Linked DNA regions of Homo sapiens: regions 1 and 2 are each linked to region 3. A link is a contact called in ENCODE Hi-C or POLR2A ChIA-PET data. All regions are on one chromosome and are shown on one strand. The core of a region is the stretch at or near the end of the contact, and the rest is flanking DNA. Distances in the headings are between cores, read along the strand shown. Region 1 has its middle 89 kb from the start of NPIPB11. Region 2 overlaps LOC105371159 (a long non-coding RNA gene). Region 3 has its middle 130 kb from the start of LAT.

The links. Hi-C counts contacts between places; a loop is a spot of excess contacts on that map. ChIA-PET counts read pairs that join two places held with the same protein, here RNA polymerase II (POLR2A). Pooled maps may share reads with other maps.
Region 1: a map of Calu3 shows a loop between it and region 3 (5-fold over the local background). The contact joins two enhancer-like sites. A Hi-C loop is called at or near these places in 7 of 168 maps with a recorded cell type or tissue (CD4-positive, alpha-beta T cell, Calu3, aorta and 3 more), 3 of 37 single-sample maps with no recorded cell type and 13 of 50 pooled maps.
Region 2: a pooled map shows a loop between it and region 3 (4-fold over the local background). The contact joins two enhancer-like sites. A Hi-C loop is called at or near these places in 2 of 37 single-sample maps with no recorded cell type and 4 of 50 pooled maps. POLR2A ChIA-PET finds 5 or more read pairs at or near these places in 1 of 52 experiments (K562).

The regions. Positions count from the first base shown.
Region 1 is chr16:29,315,625-29,320,060 of GRCh38, forward strand. It overlaps the pseudogene SNX29P2. Among named protein-coding and RNA genes, the nearest start is that of NPIPB11, 89 kb to the right of the region's middle. RefSeq lists an enhancer at 3,972-4,436. Within about 2 kb of position 3,052, at least 9 of the 41 ENCODE cell types and tissues checked have a DNase peak (open chromatin) inside an H3K27ac peak, as active enhancers do.
Region 2 is chr16:29,289,315-29,293,193 of GRCh38, forward strand. LOC105371159 (a long non-coding RNA gene) reads right to left here. Exons shown (of 3, transcript XR_007065044.1): 2 at 1,501-3,407. Among named protein-coding and RNA genes, the nearest start is that of NPIPB11, 120 kb to the right of the region's middle. Within about 2 kb of position 1,582, at least 8 of the 41 ENCODE cell types and tissues checked have a DNase peak (open chromatin) inside an H3K27ac peak, as active enhancers do.
Region 3 is chr16:29,112,508-29,116,916 of GRCh38, forward strand. It overlaps the pseudogene RRN3P2. Among named protein-coding and RNA genes, the nearest start is that of LAT, 130 kb to the left of the region's middle. RefSeq lists an enhancer at 2,620-3,168. Within about 2 kb of position 3,029, at least 21 of the 41 ENCODE cell types and tissues checked have a DNase peak (open chromatin) inside an H3K27ac peak, as active enhancers do.

The DNA of each region.
Region 1 (4,436 bases), core at 1,802-4,301, 200 kb after region 3:
AAAACCTTGGAACATTTTCCTAAGGAATGTGCTCTCAGGACAGCAGCATTTGCCTGTTTTCTCTATGAAGAGAAATTGGTTTAGTTCTTAGGATTTCTATCCATGGCTTGCTCACGCCTCTGCTTGGACTGTGCATCCAAGCCGGTGACCCCGGATCTGAGGGCTTTTCTAAAGAATGCTGTCTAAGGCCATGCCACCCTGAACACACCCGATCTCATCTGATCTAAAGAATGCTGCTGTGGATGGCCGATCCCCATGAGACCTCCTAGCAGTTACAGAAAGACTGGATTCATTTGCACAAAGTAAAAAGTTATGCTTTCAGAGTTGCCCTGTCAGATGATTGTAGTTCTTTTCAAATCATTCACTCCAAGCGCAGGTGGTGTTTCCTAGCGGGAAGCAGCGGGGGCCACTTCACCCACACCTGTCCCTGTGAGTGCAGGTGTGCGACCTGGCCCCATTGTGTCTTGCAGGGTGCCTCAGGTTCCTGTGGCCACTGGGACAAAGCTCACAGCCTGGCTGGCTTAGAACACAGGCTTGTGTTCTCGTGCAGGTTTGGAGGCCAGATGCCTAGGATGAAGATGTGGGCAGGGCCACGCTGCCTGAGAAGGCCCTTTCCTTCTCCCAGCTTCTGGTGGTGGCCGCATCCCTCCAGTCTCTGCCCGCGTCCCCCATGGCTGTCTTCCCCCCGTGTCTCCCTCTGTGTCCCTCTCCTTACAACGACAGTCACTGGATTTGGAGCTCCCTCTCCTGCAGGATGACCTCATTACAACCTAAGGAATCACATCTGCAGAGACCCTAGTTCCCAGTCAGGTCACATTCTGGGGTCCTGGGCCAGGACATGAGTTTTGTGGGGACACTGTTCAGCCCAGTACACAGGACACGGGTGGTCAAGTGCTGTCTCTTCTCCAAGTTCTCTGTGAGGTGAAATGGTGAGGCTGACCTATATGTGTCCTTAAGGCAGAATGTGGACTCCACGCAGGGGTGGGTGTTTGTCTGTCTGTCTTGGGACATTGAGTGCCTCACGGTGACTGAAAGCTGGGAGGAAGGTGTGGTCAGTGTGGGCTCCAGGCAGAAAAGTGAGCAGAGCCTCCTTCTCAGCAGGTCACCCAGATGCTGTGACCTGGAGGTAGTCCTGCAGGTGGCTGTGAGGGGCTCTCTTGCTAACAGACTGAGGACAGGTGTCTCTCCATCATTTTTTCTCATAAAGGAATGAGTCAGCAGGCTTGAAGAAGGTGGCCGGCTTGGCCTGGAGGCTGCACATGTGAGGTGCACGGGGTGTGGGCTGTGCGTGCTTCCCCCGGGAGGGAGCATGTCAGCTGGCTTCCATCGGGCAGAGGCTTCGAGATGCCTTTTGTTTTTCTAGGCAGCGCTGTCACGTCGAGTCTGTAATTTGAAGAAATCAGTTGTTGGCACTCGGTTTTGTGCTGCCTTCCCTTGCACATGAGAGTGCGTTAGCAGGTGGTGCTCTTCATTCCTTTGTGACTAATAAAGCCACATGCCACCCACCAAGGCACAGGATGACAAGCCCTCCTGGCTCTCTTGTCTCGCTTCCCACAGTGCCTCTCATGGCCCCACAGATGGAGAGCTGGGAATCGGCTTGTGATTTGAACCACCAGAGTCAGTAACGGGGGTTCTGGAAAGTGGGAAGGCAACTAACGGTGTAATGGAGACTCTTTAGCTCTTTGGGGACTGCAGGACAGCTCGCCAGGAAAATAGAGGCGTGCACGGTGGCAGGGATGCTGCCTGGCTGAGCCTGGAAGGCAAGCCCGTCCTGGCCTTGAGGGGCCTCAGTGGGCATAGTGTAGGGATATGGCTGGGGAAAGCAGGGACTGAGGCCAGACAGGGTGTTCTCCTCCCAGGTGACGCCACGCTGTGGGGATCCCATGAGCCTCAGCAGCCGGATGCCGAGCACTTCTGTTCTCCTTGTGTCCTGGGCACTGCTCAGGGGGGAGACTTCTGCCTCGATTGAAGTCCGACTAGGCCTCCCAGAGCAGGGCCTGCGGGTGCCTTGGGCTGAGGGAGCTCAGGACAGCAGAGGCACGTGTGCGGGGCTGTGCGTGTTCTTCCCGTCTCCCTGAGCACCTCTCATGGGTTCCTAGGATCCAGTGAGGGCCGCTGCTTCTCCACCTGGTGGGCCCAGGAAGCTTGCACTTTAAGGCCGGTGTTCACTCCTAACTAGTAATTGGACTTGGACACATCACTTCTCCTTTTTCTGGCTTTTGCCTCAAAACCAAAGTGATGAGAGTAGTGACATTCCTACTTCATGAGGCTTTTTAAAAAAAGTCCATCAAATAACATGAGATCAAATGCTTAAAGTGGAAAATGGCAGTTAAATTCAAGGTGATCTTTTGATCCCATCATGATAGGATTTTTCCCACTCCCTGTTAAGTGCGGCTGCTCAGTGCTGTCAGAAAAGGTAAAGGAATCCGAGCCCCGAGGGCTGCCCAGAAGTGGGCGCTTGCCCCAGCTGCTGTCCAGTAGCATCTGCGGGCAGCACCTGCACCCATCTGTGCATTTTCAGATCCTCGCCCTCCTCACCCGCCGCGCTCTGCGGGCAGCACTTGGGCGGCTGGTCCATTCTCTGGATCTCCTTGGTGGCCGGCAGGGAGCATTCGCCCAGGCTGGGGCCTGGAGCGCAGACGGAAGGAATTAGATAATTTGATGTCTGAGGACAGTGGAAACTCGGTGGCGGGTAACCAGATGAATATATATTTTTTATTTAATAAGTATGAGTCAGGGTTTGAACTGGCAACTTAATTTTTACAAAGTTGAATTTAAATGTGAATGTTTTCACTCATTTCTCTTACCTATACACCTGGGTGTTTTAGATTTATCTTCTTTCCTGTTACTAACCCGTTTTTAAATTTTGTGTGGACTCATTCATCCTTCAAAGTCTATGGAATTTTTCTCCTGGAGTGTGAAGGTCGGAGGGTCACAGGAGGGCGGTTCTGAGGATGTTTCTTTTTATCGACTCGTGCTCCAAAGACGTTTTCCTGCTGGTGGGATGGCTGTTTCTTTCTTGCCTCCCGGTGGCAGCAGCTGGGCTGCTTTGTATCTAAAGTCAGTAGTTGGGCTCTCATGAAACTATTGAAGTGCAGTTTGAAAGCTGGGTTTTCCGGTAACTATGGTGCAACCTCTGGCAGCAGCTGGGCTCTCCTGTAAGGATTTCCTAGTGATTTTAATGGTTAGGTTCCCCCATGACCACAGCCAGCGGCTGGGTTCCTCTGTGAGTCACTAAAGTTGCTCAGCCTGGGGCTTCCTGAGGCGCCCCAGTCACCCAGCCAAGATCTGAGGGTGACTTGGAGTATTTTAGAGATGACCCGAGAATTGGAAGCCAAAGAGCGGCTGCTTCCTGTATGGCTTCTTTATGCATGAGGATGAAAATGTGCTGCCGAAACGACTTTAGGGTGTTCTTCCCTCTCATCCTACAAATCCCACTGTCCTGGCTGGTTTCTTTTTGTCTGTAGCACAGACAGGTTTGTTGTGATTATACAGAGAGTCAAAACGTGTCTCAAGTATCTACTGATAAGAAAGTCAAGAGGCATGTTTCCAAAACCCGAGGGACTTTTGATACCTAATAGAGTACTTAAAAAAACCCAAACACTTCTTTCTCTGTTTTAATTATTTCCACCATTTTAGTCTCAATGGGAACAGATTTTTAGGGTTTGGGCAGTAGAGTCCAAACTTGAGGCTCTTGGTAGTCAAAACAGGACGCTTTTCAGCTTAATCTTTTTATTACTACAATTTTGGATTCCATCCTGTATTTTCCTGTAAATTAGTGAAGTTGCATGAGCCAGCTAGAGAGGCCACTGCATTGAAGAGCCCTTCCCATCATGCCCAGATTCGTCATCGCTACAGGGATGGGGTCCTGTGGCCTAGTGGGAAGTGGCCAGGCATGCAGTGGGGCGCTGGCTCCATCCTGTCACCTGCTCCGCCGTGGCCTTCGGATCCTCAGTTTTCTCCCTGTTGAATACAGGGCATCTCTGGATGCTGCTCAGGGCGTGCTGAGAGCTCTCCGTAGCGCAGGTGGTAGAGACCTGGGGGTCCCAAGACAGTTCTCTGCGTGTGCACGGTGAGCCCCAGGAAGACAATGCACCTGGCTTTGGCCCCACAGTGAGAGTAGGTTGTGCCCACTCGGCTTGTGGTATAGGGACTCCAGGGATGAGGACACAGGCCCTGTCCGTAAGGAGTTTGTGCTCTAGTTGAGAAAGCACGATGGAGAGGCATTGGGAATGACATAAGCAAGCCCCGGACCTGAGCAGCGATGGGAGGGTGTGTTGCAGTCCGTTGTAATCACTATTTACACAGGAGCAGCCACTGTGCACCAGAATGTTCTGGGTGCCTGACATCCATGGGTGGACACAACAAAGGCCCGTGTTTATGAGGGGGACAGTAACAATACATACGTGAATTCTCCAAACTGTGTTTGCGAGGGG
Region 2 (3,879 bases), core at 332-2,831, 180 kb after region 3:
CCTGTTGCAGGCTGGGCTCTGCCAGGCCGCTGTAGTACGCCGAGGTGAGTCCTCTGTGAATCGGGAATGCCCGCTCCCAGTGTCTGCCCAGAAAGCTGCACTTGTCCTGGGCCGCTCGCGGGAAGAGGTCACCCAGCAGGGAGATGTTCTGTGCCAACGTGTGCGGGGCCCCAAGGAGACAGAGGGAGGGGCAGGCGTGTGGGCCATGGTGGGGTTGGTTGGCTGAGGGCATGGGGTGCCCATGTGGGCAAGTCCCTGGGACCTCCTGAGGAGGGTGGATTGGGACTTTGCCGAGAGGCTCAGAAGGGGTCAAGGGTGCAGTGGGCAGCTCAAGCCTCCCTTTTCCGAGGGGTTCAGAGTCGCCAGAGGACCCGTAGCCCCTTGCAGCAGCAGCAGTGGCAGATGGACAGACTTTGTGGGAAGGGCCCTGCAGACACCGCCTCTCCCATCCCAGAGGTGCCTGTGAGGCAGAGGAGGAGAGGAGGCCTGCTGAGAACAAACCCTGGGTCCCCCACCTCCGAGACTGATGCACCGGGCAGAGGCCACCTTCCTGCCTCCTTGCTGGGGCATCTTCCCCTTCCTGCTGACCTGTGTGGCCATGAGACCCCGGGCTGGGCTGACCAGAGCCCTGGAACAAGCTCACAGAAAGCGCTTCTCCACTTCCCAGGGAGCCTCCTGCCCACACCAGCCTCCCTGTGGCAGGCCCAGTGTCCACGCCACATGCACTCATGGAGCTCGGCCCCTGGGAGACTTACTCCCCACCCCCCAGGACCTGCTCCTGGCACCAAGCTGGCCACAGGGGCCACGTCCTCTGCATGTAGCAGGCCTCAGGGACGGCCCTGCCCACAAGGTCACTCTGCTCCTGGGTCCTCAGGCCCCTTTGCTTCCAGGAGGAGCTTGTCCTTCCTCCTCCCACACCAAAACCCACAGAGAGGAGCGGACGCCCCGTGGCTCCTGCCCTGCCCTAGGCTGGCCACCCCTCATGCAGCTCAACTCCCACGTATTCCTGGGGCCGGGGCAGGCCAGCCCTGATGCCCACCTTCCTCTCTCCCATGGCCCCCTTTGAGGTGAGCCAGCCCTGTCTCCAAGCCTGGGGTGCTGTAGAGATGCCTCCTCCTGTCTGCTGGCTCCAGGACTGTCCCCTGCTCTGCCCCCGCCCCAGCCTCCCCACCTATGCATGTTCACAGCCCCATGGCACCTCCCAATACCTGCTGAGCTCAGCCCTGGCCCCTCATCCCAGCCCCATCTTCCTCCCACATCGTCCTCCCCAGCACCACCGCCTGACCCCTGCATGGCCAGAGGAAACACACCTTTGTCCGGCCTCCCAGCCCAGCCACAACTCAAGCTCAGCACAGGTCGCCGCTCCCCCGAGCCCCTCCCAGTCTGGTCCTGCTCGTCCCATACCTGCTGGGCTTTGGCGCAACCCTAGGCTGCCTGGCCACACGGCCCCCCGCCTTGCACCCTCACACCAGGCACAGGCAGTACTTCTCAGATGCTCACTGGGCTGCTTTCCAGTGGGTCTGGGGGCTCCTGAGGGTGACTGTGGCCTCTCCCCCACGTCCTTCCTGTCCTCATCCAGGGAGCGGGCACACAGGACTGACTGCGGTTCTGTGCTCAGCAAGGGAGACGCCCATTTTCTTCGAGGATTTCCTCTGGCGCTGACCTACTAGATGCGTGAGGTCAAGGGACGGGGGCAGGGCAGAGGAGTTCAGGTTTCAGCAGCTGCCACTCCACCCTCGTCCTGTCAGGGACACCTCGGGCCAAGGCGCTGTCTGGATTTTAGCCAGCAATGGGGAGTCCCGCTCTGCCCTGGCCACCGCCCACTGTCTCGTGTGAGTGAGTCACCGGCTGCTTCAGCTCCCTCCTCCTCCAGGGGTGACTTCACCCAGTCGGCTCTCACTGACCAAGAAAGGGATCCAAGAAATCAGGGGTGTGGAGGCAGGAGGCCAGGGGCCTTCCTGGGACCCCTCAGGAGGTTCCCCTAGCACCACTCGCAGGCAGAACAGCCCAGCCTCACCCCGAGGGCTGCGGGAGGTGCTGCTAGAAAATCACTTGGGGCTTCCTTTTGGCCTCCCAGTGAGTCATGAGGGCTGCGGCACAGAGGGGCAGGGGGACATCCAGGAGGGCTGGGTGCTCCTGCTGCTGTCCTGGGAGGGGGCACGTCAGTGTCCAGCGGGGCCGGGTGCATCCAGTAAAGGAGTGCGTGCAGCGTGTGGCATCTGAGCAAAGCTGGAGTCACACCGTGTGGCTGGGGACCGCAAACTCCTCACTCAGCTCCCCCCAGCCTCAATGTTCCCGTCTGTGAAGTGGGGCACAGGAAACCCGCCCATCCTGGGTCACAGGGTGCTGGAGGAGCAGACGGGAGTGGGTTGTGCCCTGCGAAACTCTGCACCTCGGGAGGTGGCACGTCTCTCCCGCAGCCTCACTGGGGTGTGTGTGGCCCAACCTGGGGATCCCCGCCGGCTTCTCCACTCCCTTGGCTGCTTCCAGGCTCAGCAGAGGTGGTTTCTGTCCTTCGGTTTGGATGAAGGTGGTTGGCTCAGCGGAGACCATCTTTCTCTGGTAAATGGGAACAGAGGCCCAGAGGGGATGGGATTGGCCCAAAGTCGCACATGACGGGCCCTGACTGCCCGGCCAGCTCCCCACCCCCAACAAGCTTGAGCTGCCACCCCTAAGTGCCAGGCTTCCTGGAGGGCCCCTGCCCAGGCAGCAGGCCTGAGCTCCATGGGGATGGTGGCCTGTGCCCTCCGACAGACACGGGGTTGGCCACTACTGAGGGTCAGCAGCGTGTGAGGCTGGCTGGTCACTGTGAGGCTCAGGAGGGCAGGGGGCCCAGGCCTCCATGGAATACAGGGCCACTGGGAGGCCGGGTTCACGCTGCAGGGACAGCAGTACTGGAGCTATGGGGGGACTTGGGGCCACTGGGAGGCCAGGTCCACGCTGACCACAGGGATGGCACTGCTGGAGCTACAGGGAGGTTGCTGGGGCCGCTCTGGCTGAGCTCCCAGGTGCCAGGCCCCAGGCTCCAGGAGACAGCACGGCCTGTTGTGCACACGAAGGAACCAGGAGCAGGGAAGGTCACTCGTGTCCTCGGGGTCTCACGGTTGCTGGGGTATGTTCAAGTCAAAATAAAAATGTAGAGGCGAATTTCCAAGTTTAACGTTTTATTTGGGAAGAAAGGATTGCATCTTGGGGCATATGTGCCGACCAGGTAAATGGTGGAGGTTGGAGAAGCAGTAGAAGGTTGGTGGTTTTACAAGAAAGGAGAAGGTTACCTATTGCTCTTTGAGAAAGTTCACTGGCGCTGGGAAAGTTCTGAGGACCTGGGACGTGCTGGTCAGTGTGACAGCTGTGAGCAGAATTCCTTCTGGAGTTGGAGCAAGTGACCTCAGCAGCTGTGGATAAAACTGGTCCCAGGTGACAAAAGGCAGTTTCAGCAGCTGGACTTGCAGAGAATTCCATTCTTGGAGCAGTGTTGTGCCCTGAGTACTTTTCCCCTGCCTTCCGAAGGCAGTTTTAGTTGGTGTGACAAGAATGACACACTTTGTATGATCAGTGTTTATAGGTGTGAGCTTGGTGGTGGGGGCATCCTCTGCAAACTCATCCCAGCCATAACCAGGGGGTCCTGGAGCAGCAGCCCCCGCCAAGGCCTCGGGAACTGGATTCCAGGCGCTCCGGGTGCCCGGCAAGAGGACCTGGGTGTCCGTGGGTCAGGACTCTGGAGCTCACTCTATCTGCCTTCTCCCTGCGGCTCACACTGGCCGGTGGCACCCTCCATTGGCGCCCTCACTCTCTGCATGTGGTCTGTCCGTGTCACTCATCTGCCCCTGTCACTTTGGCTTATTTATACCTTGCTGCCGAGGGCTTGCTCCTGACCGT
Region 3 (4,409 bases), core at 1,779-4,278:
CTGTGTGATGGGGGCAGCTGGTCTCAGCTGTGCCTGGGAGGGTCACTTAGTGTGTTAAGGTTGAGACTGTTTTGATTATCAGCACCCATGACAATGTGATATTCAGTGTATTTTTTCCCCTTTTAGTTCTGGACCTGCAGATAGAGTGGCTTTGATTTTGGAATGAGGTGACCAACAGATAAAACTTTATTTTAAAGTTGGGAAGAAATCATTATTATCGATTGGGTTTTATCGTGGGTTTTCTCAAACCAAACAGGGCAGCCCCACAGAGCATTGAGTCAGAAGTCAGAAGCTTGCAGGTTTGGAGTTAGGACTGACTCAGTGGCACATTAATTACCCAGTGTCTGGGCTTTTCTTGGGATTAAGGAGTTATCCTATTTTTCTGCCTGACTGAGAATAAGTTTAAAAAGGTAAAATATGAAATAGGTTCTGCTGTTTCTCATTCAACCTTAAGGTGTCAGCACTGTTTACTATCTTAATGTTAAAATAATTCTGTAAAACTTTTCATGTTAAACATTTTTTTTCTCTGTCACTGATTTCAGTTGTTCTGGAGAATCATGTAGCGACAGATGAAGACGAACCTGCTTTGAAATGCCAGCGACTAGAAATCAATTGCCAGGATCCATCTATAAAGGTAAAAATCTGACTCTGTTCTGTGATGTGTAGTGCACTGCAGTGTTCTGTGATGTGTAGTGTGCTGCAGTGTTCTGTGATGTGTAGTGCATTGCAGATTTCAAGGGCTGCTATAACAAATTACCATCAATGGGATGGCTTACAAATGTAGCCTCTCAGCTGTGGAGGCCAGAGATCCAAAACCAAGATGCAGGCAGGGGCTCGCTCCCTCCAAAGGTTCTACAAGGTGGATCCTTCCTGCCTCTTCCAGCTTCTAGTGGCTCCGGCCCTGCCTCAGCTTGTGGGGCTCCTTCCAGCTGTGCCTTCCTCTTCATGTTGCTGCCACCTCTGTGTGTCTGTGACTGTTTCCCCTTCTCTCCTCTAGTAAGGACTTGTCATTGGATTTAAGGCCCACCCTAATCCAGGTTGATCTCATTGACTAAATTACATCTACACAGACCCAAAGAGTTTCTAAATTACATCTCCACAGTTTCCAAAGAGACCACATGGGTAGGTTCTGGCGGTTAGGATGTGGATATATCACTTTAGGGTGTGGCTATGTCACCAGGCAGCCTGCTACAGAAGAGTGTGAGCCATTTTTTCTCTTGAAGAGCACAAAGAGTAAGAATTGTTTACCTTGAGATGCTGCTGAAGGAGGCATCTTCCCACACACCTGCAGGCCCATTTTGGATGGAAGGAAAGTGAAATTTCTACCAGTGATGAATGACTTCTGTGTCTGCCATTTAAGTCACTTAGATTCTAAAGTTTACTAGATGGGGTTCTTGGGAACTGCTCATTCAGTTAATTATTTTTGGATCTTTGAATTTGCTTGGTTGGTTCCAGTGTTTGCAGTCACAGAGGTAAATATCGGCACATGTGAGAAGGTTATGAGAGCAACACAAAACCAAAGTCACTTTTCATATAATTCCTCTACTTACACAGGGTGTCTATTTGGTAATATTTAATTTGTTTTGTTAACAAGGAGAAGCAGTGTAAATGTGTATGAAAAACTTACAAATAAATTCACTGTAAAATGCCTATTTCCAACCAATGGATAGGATGTGGCTCTTTTAGTAAACACTGCGTTATCATTTCCTAAATAAAACGCAGTTGTGATTTTATCACAGAAGACACATCTATTACACATAGCACAGAAATATATAAAGTGGGCATGGAAGTGGCCCTGCCTTTGTCCTTGTCCCACTGTTGAGAAGAGGGTGGGCCCCCGGTTGAATGTGACTTGCGTAGAGTCGTGTGCGTGGCTCTAGGTTGTTTTATTGGTATATAAGAGTGATTTTTCCCAAAACCCCAGGCAGAATCATTGGTAATTCAGAATTAAAATAATATGGGTGTACTGTTTAAAGAATTTGAGAGCCAAACATTTGATGTTCTCTGGTTGTTGAAAATAGCGGGGTTATCAGTGGCCATTCAGGGATTCAGCCACCTATTGTTGCTTTTCAAGACGATGCATGTTTGTCATGCCATGGACCGTGCCTCCTTTGTAGATAAGCTGATTGAGTGTCATCACGTGGGCTTGGGTCCACCTGATGCCGTGGTTCCTTCCCTCTCTCACACGCGCCTTAAACAGAGAGTAGTCAGTCAGGGAGGGTGAGTTTCAGTTGGTTTCTTTAGCTCCTGTCTATATCAGTGCCCAGTGGTGAATCTTGCCAGGAGAGGTGGTGACCTGAGAAAAGGTGAGTTGTTGGGCAATATGTGGATTTTCCCTCCTGCAGTGCTGTCCCTGCCACTATGTACACCAGGTTTCCATGCCAGCTACATGTTGTAGGATATCACTGCAGTTTTGATATTCTGCAGATTCCCTTGAGATCAGAAAGGAGAGTGGGTGTAAGCAGTGTTGTAGGTCAGCTGCAGTTAGTGGGAAAGCGGTTCCAGCTTCAATGTGGGCCAGGCTCCCGCTCCCCCGTCAGTGTGGGACGGCCTCCCGCTCCCCTGTGCTGCGAGCTCCACGGCCAGCTCTCAGTGGCTGCCACAGTGCCGCCCCTGCTGTCCCGAGCCTACCTCCCCCTTCCTTCTGATGTGTGCACTTTGGACCCCACACTCTTTAGGTCATGGGCAGGAAAGGAGAGAGAAAAGACAAAACACAAATTCTGTGCTATTTTCAGCTGTTGATTCTTAAGGCAGGTGCCAGCCTTCCTGAGTACTAAGCAGGGCTGGTGGGCACTCCCCCAACCTGTCCCTCCCTAGACCCGAAGGAGTGTCCTTCTGTCTGCTGGTGAGACCTGGTGGAGGGTGTCTCTTTTGCACAGTGCAATTCCTGTGTGATTAACACGTTTCCACGTGTGCTCATGGTGGCTCCTGGATGGGACGGCAGCTAGGGAAATGAAGTTCTTCCCTTTCTGGTTTGTGTGTTTTCTGTTTCTTGGGTTTGGAGTCCGGCACGTGACTGCTCACTGTGGTTACTTGGAGTTAGAAATCCGGAGGAGACTCAGCCGGAAAGGTCAGACGTGGAGCCCGGCTTTGCCAACCACTAGGTGGCAAGCTTGCCGCTCAAGAGCCCCACGGGAGCCTCAGGACCAAATCCCAAGTCAGGGCCACAGGGGGTCCCGTCACCTTTTCCGATTAGGCAGCGGGGTGTGAGGTGAATGTGCGTGGCCTGTGGCTTTTATGCTGTTTCGATGTTAGGTGTAATCTGTTTTTATTGTTGAGAAGATTTGACTAGTTTTATATGTAAATTTACTGATTAATAATAACATATTAAAGTACATTTTTAAAATTAAATGGGCTTAACCAAGAATTGCAACTGCACATAGAAGTGAAACCATGACTAAATCATCACATTTGAAACAGGACGTGTGACTCGTGTGTAAAATGTGAACTTGTTACTCACATGTTTCTGGCTCATAGCTCAGAAGCTAGTTCCAGTGTGGGGATTGTTCTGTCTGAATAGATAGAGTTGAGATCAGGAAATAGCTGTTTGGTGTTTCTTGGGGTTGTCTTCTTACAGTTCAGGAGACCCTTCCTAAAGCCGGTCTTTTCTCACTTCCAGTCATTCCTGTATTCCATCAACCAGACAATCTGCTTGCGGTTGGATAGCATTGAAGCCAAATTGCAAGCCCTGGAGGCTACTTGTAAATCCTTAGAAGAAAAGCTGGATCTGGTCACGAACAAGCAGCACAGCCCCATCCAGGTTCCCATGGTTGCCGGCTCCCCTCTCAGGACAACCCAGATGTGCAACAAAGTGCGATGGTAAGAACAGACCAGGGTGCCGGGGCCTTCAGGTCACTTGGGGAGAAGCGCGTCACCTCCTCGCCCAGGCCCGCAGCTTAGTGGCTCAGTTTGCTGGAGATGCGCAGTGTCTGCCTCAGCAGTCTCAGCAGTTTCTAACTAAAGCTGACTTTAGTTAGACCGAAACCGAACACATGGCATCCTGCCAGGATGACCTGAAGTCATCCTCACCTTTCCTTTCCACATAAAGCCGGCCCATACACCTTTTCTTTGGAACTAACCCACCAGATCTTAGAAGATGTACACGTGCTTCTTTCCTTTTTCCTACTCTACCTGGCTAGTCTTTAGATATGTTTTTCTTCGTATGTGGTGTTTATACATTTCACATGAATATATCAAACTTTTCATTCAAATCTGCAGTTTTTATTTTGCTTATTTTTAAAAAGTAGAGTCTAATGAGTCTAATCTTAGAAGGCTGTGTGGTAGTTTGTGAACTGTTTGAGTGGAACCTTTATGATGTCTTAAGAAGTCTCGGACCTGCTTGGTGTCCACTCATCCAAGGCTTCCTGTCAGATATTCCAGCTGACAGCTCGCGCTGAAGCTCAGGCTCT